Linked DNA regions of Mus musculus: region 1 is linked to region 2. A link is a contact called in ENCODE Hi-C or POLR2A ChIA-PET data. All regions are on one chromosome and are shown on one strand. Each heading gives the region's core, a stretch centred on a gene start or an enhancer-like site at or near the end of the contact. The rest is flanking DNA. Distances are from core to core; before and after follow the strand shown.

The links. A loop is a pair of places that touch in the nucleus more often than their neighbours do. ChIA-PET counts read pairs that join two places held with the same protein, here RNA polymerase II (POLR2A).
Region 1: a map of Patski shows a loop between it and region 2 (4-fold over the local background). The contact joins two enhancer-like sites. A Hi-C loop is called at or near these places in 2 of 37 maps with a recorded cell type or tissue (Patski and regulatory T cell). POLR2A ChIA-PET finds 5 or more read pairs at or near these places in 1 of 5 experiments (Patski).

What each region holds. Positions count from the first base shown.
Region 1 is chr16:29,911,209-29,917,445 of GRCm38, reverse strand. No RefSeq gene overlaps it. Among named protein-coding and RNA genes, the nearest start is that of Gm52263, 26 kb to the right of the region's middle. Within about 2 kb of position 1,970, at least 1 of the 3 ENCODE cell types and tissues checked has a DNase peak (open chromatin) inside an H3K27ac peak, as active enhancers do.
Region 2 is chr16:29,729,587-29,736,151 of GRCm38, reverse strand. No RefSeq gene overlaps it. Among named protein-coding and RNA genes, the nearest start is that of Gm46567, 81 kb to the left of the region's middle. Within about 2 kb of position 1,325, at least 2 of the 3 ENCODE cell types and tissues checked have a DNase peak (open chromatin) inside an H3K27ac peak, as active enhancers do.

The sequences.
Region 1 (6,237 bases), core at 721-3,220, 180 kb before region 2:
AACAGTAACGGTGCTGTAGCTGAATGTCATACTGTCTTGAATTGTTCTCTGTCAAACAACTTAGTTCATGATCTTTTCAGGACACAGGCCAGCCATATCTGTAGTATTTACCAGATGTAAAATGAATCGTCTCTAGTCCAGTTCCCAATAGATTCCTTATTCTTCTGAGAATCCTCCTGAGCGAGGCTTGCATTTCTCTCAGGATTCTGGTATCCTTCCCACACTCCACCAGAATGGCCCATTAACCTCTGCTTTGGCATTCTAGGGCTCTGCTATTCTGAGGCTCTAAATTTTTTCACATTCCTTCTGTAAACCAGTTCTAAGAGCTTAAGAACCACAGGGTCAGGTTTATCCTGGCAAGTACCCCACAGGCCAATACCAATTTTCAGTATTAGTTACTTTCTTGTTGCTATAACAAAATACCTGCTAAGAACTGAGTTCAGGAAGAAATGTTTCTTTTGGCTTATGGTTCGAGGGCACAGTCTGTTTTGATGGGAAGGGTATATAGGCAGGAACAAAAGTCTGTCTGCTCTCGTCTAATGAACCAGGAGACAGAGAAGGAGAATCCCTCAGCACTTACCTGGCCTTCTCCTTTTTCTCTTTTTATTTAGTCCAGGGCACAGACCTATGGGACAGTGCTATGCACATTAAAGACAGGTTTTTTTCCTTCCATTAATCCCTTCTGGATGCTCTCATAGGCATCTCTGAGAATGTGGCTTACCAGTGTCCTTAATCCAATTTGGTTGTCAGTGAAGGTCCATCATACTATCCAAACCTTGACAACACCATCTTATTAACTATCGTAACTCAGTGAGTTGAGTATTAGCATTCTCCAGTCACAGATGAGAAAGCAGAGAGGTTACAAGGGACAGGCAGGCCAAGCCAACCTCCCTTTTGCTGGGTCTTTGCCTGAACTCTGCCTGAAACAGCTATTGGAAGACTCCAGGCTTCGCACAGGCATGTGCTCTGCACCTGGGGTCAGGGTGAACCAGACCTGGCTGATTGCACCTGGTGCTCTCAATACAAAGAGGGAAGATCAATAATTGTCTCTTTCTGAAATGATGTAGGTTATATCCCTGATCTTGGTATTCCCATATTCTGTGCATAAGCTTCTACTACAGTAGTGGGTGAGAACAAAAAGAAAATAAGAGAAAAAATATAAAGAGAGAAGAGAGGAGGGAGGGAAGGAAGGAAGGAAGGAAGCAAGCAAGCAAGCTTAGGTATGATGATGCCAACTTCTGTACCTAAGGTCAGACAGCTATTAGAAAGGAGAACAGGCCAAGTCATGGTGGTGCATGCCTTTGATCCCAGCACTCAGGAGGCAGAGGCAGGTGGATCTCTGTGAGTTCCAGGCCAGCTTACTCTACTGAGTGAGTTCCTAGGACAGTCATGGCTACACAGAAAACCCCTGCCTCAAAAACAAACAAGTAAGTACATAATAAATAAGTGAGTAAACAAATAACTAGAAGAGTAGGATTTGAAGGGAGGCTGCTTGGTCTTCTCTGGAGCCTTTCCATCTTGCTTCACATACCTGCGCTCAGTAATGACCACAGGACTGTCTCCCCAGGGTGGAGGAGTATGGCACCTATTCCTAGTGTGGATGAGAAGACATGCTTGTTTAGAACACGGATGCATCTATGAGCCTGCTGTTTAACTCTTCGAAAGAATGGCATTAAAGCTCACATTCAAGTAACCTCACAGAAAAAGGCTCGGTCTGGTGAAGATTTCTGACATCCCCTGTTCCAATCAGCTGCGGAGATTGGGCTGCAGCTGGGCTGATGACTCTTCTCCCACACGCATGAGTGTGTTACTAGGAATGGAGACCTGGACAGGCTTGCCGGCCCGGGCACCCCGCCGAGTCACACCCAAGTGGTGAGCGCTTGCCAGCTTCTGGGCTAAAGCTATTGCCCTGAGAGTCTGGGCAGGGCAGGCAGCTCTGTGCTGATTCTTTTGTCTCCTGGGCAACAGCCTGGAGCAGGCTGTGGTCACCCGTGGGAATGCTCCTCCTGAGTCAGCAGCGCCTGGAGTGTCCCAGGGTGTGGTTGTCTGTTCTTTGGGGCCTCTTTATTTGCAGGATGTCACTGCGCCATCATGGGTTCAGGGGTAGAGCTACAGGACAAGGGCTGTTTGGAACCCCTGTTAACTTGGGAGTTGAGGCAGGGGTGGTGGTGGGCTATAACTGCGAGTATGCTACTATAAAGCATCAGACAGCAATTGGAGGTTTTAATTCTAATCTACCCCTCTTCTGGCTAACTATATCAATGGGGATAATTTACATTCTCTTCTCAGAGCCTCAGTTTCCCCATCTAGACAATTAAATAATGCCAGGCCCGTTTATGTCAGTAAACAGACCTGTTTAATCTTCCATGCAGTGTTCGATGTTACAGTGATAAAAGGAGCCTTTTTCCCCCTCACTCTGTAGACCCGGCTGGCCCGGAACTCAGAGATTCGCCTGTTTCTGCCTTCTGAGTGCTGGGATTAAAGGTGTGCACCACCACTGCCAGGGAGCAGCTTCAGGAGCCAATTTCTTATGCAGCTACATCTTCCTAATTCCTCCAGACTGTTTGCCTTTTTTGAAGAATCTGGTTCATGGCTGCACTCTGAGATGCCAGTGGAATTCCTGAGAAGTAGGGGAATGGTAGGCTGGGCTGTGGAGGCCCAGGGATTAGGCCATCATACTGTATGTAGTTGGGGGGACCTGCTTAAGTGGGATCCTCAGTCTGTTAACCAGCATGTAATGTTGCTTCCTCGGTGCCTCTTAGCCAGACTTCCACGGAGTCTTGTAAAGCCTCCTGCGTTGGGGATGATGAGTGTCTTTGGAATACAGATTCCCTTCAGAGAGTGAAGAGCCATCCATACTGAGAACTACAGATGATGGAAAGGCTCTGAGGAAGTTATATCTCATCCCAGTCAGAATCAGAATTTCGGGGGGGGGGTCGGGGGGGAGAACAGAGGGTGGTTCTGGAGAGAGACTACAGCTGCTGGGGCTTGATTACCATCCCCTGCCCACTGTGTGTTTGCATTAGGAGCAACATAATGTTTTCAGTTGGCTTTGGGGACAAGGTGACAGGTAGCATCAGGAGTCCCTTTCCATATGTCCAAGAGTGTTACACTTCAGTCTATGTGCATGAGGACCCAGCTTTAGCGGCACTGTTGCCATATGGTGTCAGTTTGAATGACACTGGTTCCGGTTATCATAACTTCATTCTGACCATAGATATCTCCCGGACCTTAGCCAGGAGAGCAAGCGACAGGAACACAGATGACAGAAGGTCACAGGAGCAGGGATGTTTGGTTTGGAACATCAGACTCATCTCTGTGTACCAGAGGAACCATTAATTCTGTTAGGTCTTGCTCACCTTCCCTGTTGTCATTTCTTCTACTCTCTAGGGAAAACATTTGGCTGATGTAGCAAAGTTGTATCAAGATCTCTGAAGTGATGGGGCAGGGGCTGGCTAACAATATGACGAGACCTCATGGAGGTGATTCTGAGATATATGGAGTGAGCCTAGATCTCCAAGTCCTAGAGGACTTAATTTTACAGAGTTAACATCTACTTCCACCTAATATTGGCTTGACCGGTTTCCAGGGGTTCCTCAGTGTGGGGTGGAAGCATTTTTCAGGACAGCCTTGCTGGCTCCAGCTCCACAGGAGAATGCCTGCGGCTCGTCCATTCCTCTTCCCTCTGGATGTACTGGAGTGGGGAGGACCATTCTGGTTTCTGATGAGTATCCCTTTTTTCTTTTCCTATTTCTATTTTATTTTTAACTTGTTGATCTTGGCACAAGAGTTTGTGTAGATTTGCTCGTAACAATTACCTTCTGCCTTGAGAAGCGCACAGAATGCTTTGGGTATATTCTTTATAAATCTTGGGCCATGTCCTTTTTTTTTTTTTTCGTGGGGGAGGGGCTGGAAACTCACCAGAGGACTAACACAACACAGGCTCACTGACTCAGCCTTATGTCTCAAAGATGCTCTCTTGTACTGCCTCCTGATTTTGTACTAAACCCTGTGCACACAGTGCACCTCCATAGACTTGATTCTTCCTCTCTAGCAAAAACTGCGGGGTCTCTTGCAATTCTGCACTTTTATCATGAAGCCTCTGGGCCTTCTCTTTACCTCCCGAATGCTACCTCTGCTCAGTTCCCATGTTCTCACATCAATCTTCACCTCTTTCCTCTCTTTCCTTTTAAAATCTGTAATCCTTGAGCTGCATGGAACAGGCTGTTGCCTGCTTTGTGGAGAGATATGTAGCCCAACAGGATTAGCCAAATATATTTAGTTCTTTGGGGAGAGGAGAGGATACGGTAGTAGATTCCAGCCATAATCATCATCATCATCATCATCATCATCTTCTTCTTCTTCTTCTTCTTCTTCTTCTTCTTCTTCTTCTTCTTCTTCTTCTTCTTCTTCTTCTCCTTCTCCTCCTCCTCCTCCTCCTCCTCCTCCTCCTCCACTCTTCTCCACCCTTCTCCTCCTTCTCCTCCTCCTCCTCCTTCTCCTCCTCCTCCTCCTCTTCCTCCTCCTCTTCCTCCTCCTCCTCCTCCTCTTCCTCCTCCTCCTCCTCCTCCTCCTCCTCCTCCTCCTCCTCCTTCTTCTTCTTCTTCTTCTTCTTCTTCTTCTTCTTCTTCTTCTTCTTCTCCTCCTCCCCCCTCCTCTTTCTCCTCCTCCCCCCTCCATCTTCTATGATTATAAAGTCCTCAGTCCATTTCTGTAGTTTGACTATTTTGACTATTGTCTTTCAGACTCTAGCATAAAGACATTTTCTTGGTGCCCTTCTTTTCAAGCTTCAGATTTTGAGGCCTCAGGAAAACAAATCATGAAAGTGACCCTACAGAATTCTGTGCTACCCCATGACTCCACAACAGCTGGACAGTGGCTATGTGACAGATGACAGACATTATTAGCACAAACACTGAGGACAAACAGATTGACGGGACAACTTCCTGCTTTCAGGCTTTCTGAATCTCCTCATGGGTGAAGACATTCCATGGCATCACTGGTGCCAATCAAGGTAACACAGCCACTCAGCCAAGGCTTGACTTGAGAGCATGGGTAGAGACAGGTTAGGCACATCCTTCTCAGCTGAGCAGGTGGCCTCTCAGATGGGTATAACCATCTAACACTTTCAAAGGAGGCAAGGGTGATGTGAACAAAAGTAAGGGTTTAGAGAAACAAGGGAACAGGAGAGTACCAATGCGTTTAGATGCCAAGGAACAGCTGGGTACAAGTCAGGTGCAGGAGGAGGAAGGGAGGGGCATCTTAACTCCCATGAGGGGTCATAGAAGTCTGAACCCTTCACCATGACTGTCTTCAGGACACCCCTGCTCAGTTATAAGGACATGCCCTGGGAAGATTTCATGAGGCAGGTTGGGACTCCAGTATGCCCAAGGCTCACTGAGTACATGACTGCACCACACACCCGGTGGCAGCCTGTAGCCTCTGGTCTGACTCTTGGTCTCCGTGGTTACCCAACATGCCTATGATTGTTAATCTCAACTGTCTACTTGGACAGATCTAGAATCACTGGGAGATGGGCTTCTGTGCATGCCTGTGGTGGATTAACTCGATTAGGTTAATTGAGGTAGGAAGACTTGTCCACTGTGGGCGGTGCCATTCCTTAGGCTGGGATCTTTGACTGTATGAAAAAGAGGAAGCCAAGCACAAGTGCTCACCAATCTCATTTCCTGACTGTGGACACAATGTGAGCAGAGCCTCAGGCTCTTGCTTATCTCCCATGATGGACTAAATCCTGGCCTGTGAGACAAAATAAACCCTTTCTCCCTTAAGTTGTGTTTGTCAAGGGCATTTTGTCACTGCAACAGGAAATTTAACTAAGACATCCTCCTTGCCACAGCTCTCTACCAGAACATAACCCCAATTGTTTAGGGACTAGCTATGACTGTACTGCCCAATTCTCCTGGGGACCATCCTGAAGATGCACTGGCTGCTTGGATGCCTTAGGTCACTGCTGAGAGAAGCAGAGGATCTCTTTGTGTGTGAGTTGAGTTGTGGTCGGGCTTCCCACTTCCTCCCTATGCAGTGAACATTCTTCTCACGTGAGTAATGGATTGGTTGGGCTGGGGAAGCCAGCCAGTGTATTAGCACGAACTCAAAGGCTCCCTGCACCTGGCGTGGGAAAGGCTGCAGACCTGTTTCGACAAGTCTTCTGGCTGTGCTTTGGCAGGTTGCTCCATTACCTCACCGAAATGAACATCTGCTCCTTCCTCCTGAACA
Region 2 (6,565 bases), core at 76-2,575:
TAGTTCTTAGGAATTGTTTTGTTCCTACTCAGAGATGATATTTACGCCAATATCCAGTGTTAGAGGAGGGGCTGGGAGGGGCTGTGTTCTGGTGATGACAGCACCCCAGGCTGAGGAACAGAGATGGGCCCTACAGTTCGGGGAATGTAGACACGACAGAAGGACATTCCCTCTAGCCTTGGCTAAGTCCCTATGAGAAGCTGCACCCCCCACCCCCAGGGTGAGAGGAAGTAGACATAACTTCCCCAGCTGTCTTCCCCATACCTTTAAGCCCTTTCTCAGTGCCTTCCACAAAAGGTTCTGTGGGTCTACTTACACAGTAGCACATTGTTGGCCAAAGCAAGGTTTCAAGTGACAAGGGAGAAACTGGAAGCTGGGGAAACAGGGCTCCCGTTGGCCCCAGGCCCCAGGGCCCTTGCTTCCAATGCTGGGGTTTAAAGTGGGTTTAGAGGAAACGGACAACTTCTGAGTCGGAGTTTCACGTTACCATTTCCTCTTTGTGGCTTCATCGAGACCACGGGTAGATATATATGACTCCGTATTAGCTAAACTGACCTCCAACCCCTATAAGCCTACCCCTGAGAACTCAGGGGAGAGAGTGGGGGAATAGCCATCTGCAGGGGGTAGAAGAGAGCCTGGGATGTCTTGCCCTAGATCCTCAGCGTCCCTGCCACCCACCGTCCAAGGCAAACACAGCAGCCATCCCCGGAAGCAAGCAATTAGATGCTCCCCGGGGAGGCCTGTAAATTCCTAACTTCTCCCTTCAGGAGGTTAAAAGTAATAGGGTTGCTGGGATTATTTATGTTTCTCTGTCTGGATGAATGTGTATTGGGAGGTGTGTGTGTGTGTGTGTGTGTGTGTGTGTGTGTGGGTGTGTGTGTGTGTGTGTGTGTGTGTGTGTTGTGCATGCGCGTGATCCATCCTCCCATCTCCTGTCTTACACAACTAGCTGCTATTTACACACCAGATGATCCCTGCAGGAAAAGGCAAGTCCCCAGCCGCTGTGGAATTTTAAGAGAGCTTCCTGGAATGCCCTTGTGGGATGTCTGGTTCTAATTGCCTCCGTCAGCGGAGCTGGCAAGCTGGCAGGCGCAATGAGAGGTGAAATTGAACAGATTCCAGTTCACATCAGACCCCCAGCCCTGCCAGAGTCCCCCAGGGCCCGGAAAAGAAAACAAATGTGGCCCAGGCAGTGGAGGGCCTGGGGAGGGGGGTGCGGGGGGGGGGTGTAGAACGCTAGACTGGGAGTTGGAGCAGGAAGATTACTGTCCCAGAGCAGCGGCTTCTGACTGGCTTCACTTTGTGCTAATCACTTAGTCTTGTGGGCCTCCTGTGTTCAGCTGCCAAATGAGTGGTCTCCCAGGCCTCTTCCTAGTCTAAGATGGGGGTCGGGAGGAAAGCGTCCAGCTGTCCCTGTGGTGGGTTGAAGGGTCAGTGGTTTTGTCTTCGGACTTTTGAATCAGATTTTTTTTTTTAACATTTTAGATCTTTAAGCATGATGGGAGGTGAGAGGCTTCAATCCACCTACTAGAACCTAGTGCTGTTCCAAGCTAGCCCTTGTCCCTCTCCCACAGCTCCTCTAGGGATGACTGAAGGTCTTGAGGTCTTAACACAAATCTCTGCCAGAAAGGAGACAAAATCCACAGTTCCTTAGTGCCCCCTATGGGTCCAAAGATGGAGACACTTGAAAGAGGCTGCCCAAGAAGCCACTCTCCTCCCCCCTTGTTCCCCCAGCCTCCAGGGCATCTCTGGCTCCTAGCTCAGAGCCAGAAGGCTCAAACTGATCCCTAATTTAAGGTGAATTTTTCTTTCTTTTAAGACTGTTGTTTTAAGGCACAGACTAAATTAATTTAGTCAGTTCCCCCAACAGGCTATAGATTGAGTGCTTCCCAAGGGGTCCATGGTATGTGTAAAGCGACACGGTTTATCAAATACAGACGCTTGCTGTTTATCATCTTGCCCTTGCTAAGCCTAGCATCAGCTTGACCCCCTAGCCCACAGCTGACACATGTGTGTCTTCAGGCATCAGGGGCTCACTTTTGAGTATGTGTAGGGAAGTCGGCTTGGCCTAGACCAACCAAATCCTAGTCACCGAGACTTTTGCCAAATTGGGGCATAATTGGCAAAGATGTCTAAGAAGACATTTGTAGAGAGGCTGCAGTCCACAGGATCGCCAAGCATCCTAGAGCACGCCTTTCTCTTGGCTCTATTGCTTCACGGACTACGATGACCATGTAAGCCCCTGCCTTCTCAGTGCTTTCCAGAAAGAACGTGCCAAAATGCAAGGGTCACCATGGTGCTCCATCCAATAAGTCAGCCCCCTTACAGACCACCTGGGACTTCTGCTTGGATCTCATTGACCACTCTAGCCGCAAGAATGGCTGGAAATGTAGTCCTGTCTCCTCTCCTAATGACCTGAGTTCTTTTCCTAAGAAACAGGAGCAGATATAAGGGCAGTATCAAGAAAACTGTTGTGCCTGCTATTATGTGTCTGGAGAGGAGTGAGGGGGTACGCCACAGTCCTTTTCTTGGGGGTCACTGGCTTCCCTCTGCAGGAAGAGAGAAAGCTGTTGTGTGCAGTTCATCTGATCCAAGAGAACTCCTAAGCTTCTCACACAGGACTAGACTGCCAAGTTGGTGGGGAGAGATGGCATCTGTGGGATGATCTCTTCCAAGGCTAATGGCAGGCAGGTGATTCTGAGCCTGGCCTCTGGGCCTTTTCCTAAGGAAAACCATCCCAGGTCACTCAGGAGGTTTGCACTCAGATCTCAGCATACCTGTCTAGTGTTCACCACCTGGTCTGGGACCAAAGAGCAGCCTCCTTTCAAAGATTCTAATGGCTTTGTTCTAGTACCAACAGCGCTCAGAGGACATGAGGGGAAAGACTCTCACCCTACATTTGGATATATCCTCACTTCCCCACTCCCAACAAAGTCTGTTGCTATCTCTTCATTCGTTCTGCTGGGAGCCTGGGCCAGCCTGGCTCACAAAGCAAACATTTAAGTCTAAATATGGTATTTAAACTGTGGAATGCTGAGATTGGCATGGCTCAGTGAGTCCCCTGATGACTGGCCTCTGGCTCTCTGCTCCTGAGTGTCCCTGGCCCTTCAGATTTGGAGAGGAAACTCATCTCTAATTTGGTCCCTGGTTTTGAGCCAGTTGATGCTAAACTCCTGGTCCTGGGCACTTGGTGCTCCTCTGACTGTTGGGAGAAGAACAGAGGAATAGAAAATTTGCCTGTAATAGTTATTCCTTACTCTAGAACAAGATGTGCTGGCGAAAGAAGGGCCCAGGTAAAGGGAGGGGAAAGCTTTGACTAGCCCAGTGAGCTCCATTTTAAGGAACTGGTTTCTAACCTGGTGATGCTTCAATACTGCCCTATGGGGCTCAGTGAGTCACCTCTGCTGTAACGACCACCTCATTCTTCGAAAGCCAACTAGACCAAATGTCCTACTAAACTGTGTATCCTACTAAGGTGATGATTTTAATCATGCTCCAGTTGTTGCCACTCTTGTTTGATGTCACTCCCACCCCCAAAATACCTATTCTATCCTTCCTGTGACTTTCATGCTGGCTGCCCTTCCAGGAGACTAGGAGAATCAAATAGAACATTTCCTAGGATGGAATTTCCAGGAACAGAATGTGATTAAAAGTAGAGTCCTCTTCTTTGACAAGACTAGGGACAGAAATAACCAGCTCCAATTTATTAAGAACCATTTATCATGGAGTTATTGAAGCTATGTATGTTTGAGGTCTTTTCTTTTCTTTTCTTTTCTTCTCTTTTCTTTTCTAATTTGGTGCTTAAACATATATCATGGAAGGTCCTAGGCTCCTGGCCTCCACAGACAACCCCTCCCTCAGAGGACAGGTTTGTTTGTTTGTTTGTTTTCATTTCTCATAATATACTTAGGCAAAGACAGAGTATCACGTTTAGCACTTTGCAGGTTGACCATTTTTCTATTTATTTTTATGCTACTTAATGCTAAGTATTTAATACCTTGGAGCACCTGAGAACCTAAACTCTGGTTACATTAGCACTGCTTCTGAGCCAATGGAGCTGAAAGAAAAAAGAAAATCTGGTGTGTGTCCCATCTTCATTTCATGATGGAGTGAGGGACAAGGCTCACGACTGTGTCTTTGTTGTTGTTGTTGTTTTGTTTTGTTTTTTGTTTTTTTTGAGACAGGGTTTCTCTGTGTAGCCCTGGCTGTCCTGGAACTCACTCTGTAGACGGGGCTGGCCTCGAACTCAGAAATCTGCCTGCCTCCCAAGTGCTGGGTTTAAAGGTGTGTGCCACCACTGCCCGGAGACTGTGTCGTTTTGATAGGGCCTTCCCAGCGTGACTGTGGATACTAAAATTACCACTGAGGAAATTCAGCCATGCCCTTGCTTTCCCCCAGGTTCAACTCTAAAGTCTCCAAGTCACAATATCAGAGTAGCTGAAATGGGTAGCAATTAATTTGCATGACTCGTTTCTACCCCTGGATCATTATTTTCTTTACCAAGGGAGAGTTCTATACGACCGACCCCAAACAGTGGGTGGTCTCCTCACTTCCTAGAACACATACATGAGAAAAGCCATCAAGAATAGGTTTGCAGCCATCTCTCAACATATGTGTGATGATTATTGGTTTACTAACTATTAATAAGAATTGTCCCAAAGTTTCCATTTATACTGAGTGTACAGTACGGGGTTCTAGCTCAGACTATTCTATTTGGCTTTATGGTGAAGAAGGGGGTAAATTTAAACCTGCCATGAACTTGAAGGTATGGGTGTGTGTGTGTGTGCGTGTGCATGTGCGTGTGTAAAGACATAGTGCTTTGACATTTGTGAAGAGGAGAGAGGGACTGGCAACACACAGACATATCCCTGGGTTCCCAGAAAAGCACACTTCCATAGTGTACCGTAAGCAGTACATTATTGGGACAAGGTGGTAAGGGGTTGGAAAAAAAGTTCCTGCTTTATACCCTTCATCTACCTTCATTGTAATAAACACATAATAAATACAATTTAGTTACAAATGTAATAAAAAACAGAATACTATAATGTAATGTCTGGGTCAGTGGTTCCGAGGCGCTGGAGAATATTAGCTGTGACATGAGGGGATCATCTCAAAAGCAGGTCAGCAACACAGCTGGTGGTTCTGATTCTTTGATCTCAGCCTGGTCATCTCCTGCTACCCAAAGCCCTCCCAGGAGCCAAGGGTGGTACAGATCTAGGGGTCACAACTTTGTGTTACCTCTTCAAGTACAAGCTGAAGTGCACAGGTGCCTGCTGGCATGGGATGCTCCTCAGGCAAAGCAATCGAAAACGCTGATAGATTCCAGTCTTGGACCAACCAGAGGGTATCACAGAACCTGTCACGATGGGCTTGTCAGAAAGCACTGAAGGCATCAAATGTGTTCCTGTGGAGTCCTGAAGAGCCTGAAGAGCCAGAGACCAGCTATGGAACACAGAAGGCACAGTAGGAAAGCCCAAGTAGAATGTGTGTGTGTGCCCTACGTGTTAAAGACATAAGTCTCCTTACCACCCATGATTGCGGTGGGGTGGGGGCGTCTAGCACTCAGCAAACACTGCAGAACTTCCCAAGCTTCTCCTATGCACATTTCCTGTCACAGCAAGTATATTGGTTCAAGGTGGTCCCGTGGATGAAAACAAACGCGAGCCCCAGTGAAGAAACCATCTCAGGGATTGACCCCTTTAGGGACAGATCCCTACCCCTCTCTCCTCTGGCCACCAGAGGTGGTGCCTCCTGGGGGTCTCAAAGCTCACCAGGGTTCAAAGCACTCAGACAGGTGTCAGACATCCTCCCTCTTGGCCCTTCCAGCCCTCACTGCTCTCTGTCCCTGTCTCCCTTGCAGGCAGACTGCAGCTCAATTAGGAAGGCATTCCCAGACCTCTCTGGGACTGGCACGGCCACATTGTTTGCATTCCCTGCCTATGGCTGCAGCTCCCGAGCCAGGAGGCATGCAGATGCAGTCTGTCTGCATCAGACTCTTATCTATTTCTGAGAAAGGACAGGTCTTTTAAGTCACACTTCCAGACCCGCGACGACAATCAGGATGATCAGTAAAGTGTCTTCTGGGCATGACAGTCCTTCATGGGACTCTTTGGGTGGTATTCTAGGCCCATGGGGACTCCATGTTAACTGATTTCTAGTCCATGCTCACTCAGGAGGTAGCCACTGACAAGCAGGGATGGGGTGGATGTGGGTGGTGAAATGCGCTTTTGCACTGGGACAGTGGAAGATGTCAGAAGGGCTCGGTGTGCAACAGAGGGGCTGGATGACACTAAGAAAGTCCCCATGGGTTTTAGACAATGGTTATGGTAAAGAAAAAACAGTCTTTGTTGGCTGGTGTGAAGGTCTCTTTAATACCACACGGGGGGTGGGGAGGGGGCACAGTCGTAGGTGGTTTGGTGTGGGATGATGGGATGACATGATGTCGGGAATTTGCCATAAAACATTCCAGAGAAGGCTGAGGGGTAGACTGATTACCATAATTACTGAGCTGGTGAGCCCGTAAGTGGGTTGTTATATCATTCTTTATACTCTTGTATCTGCTTAG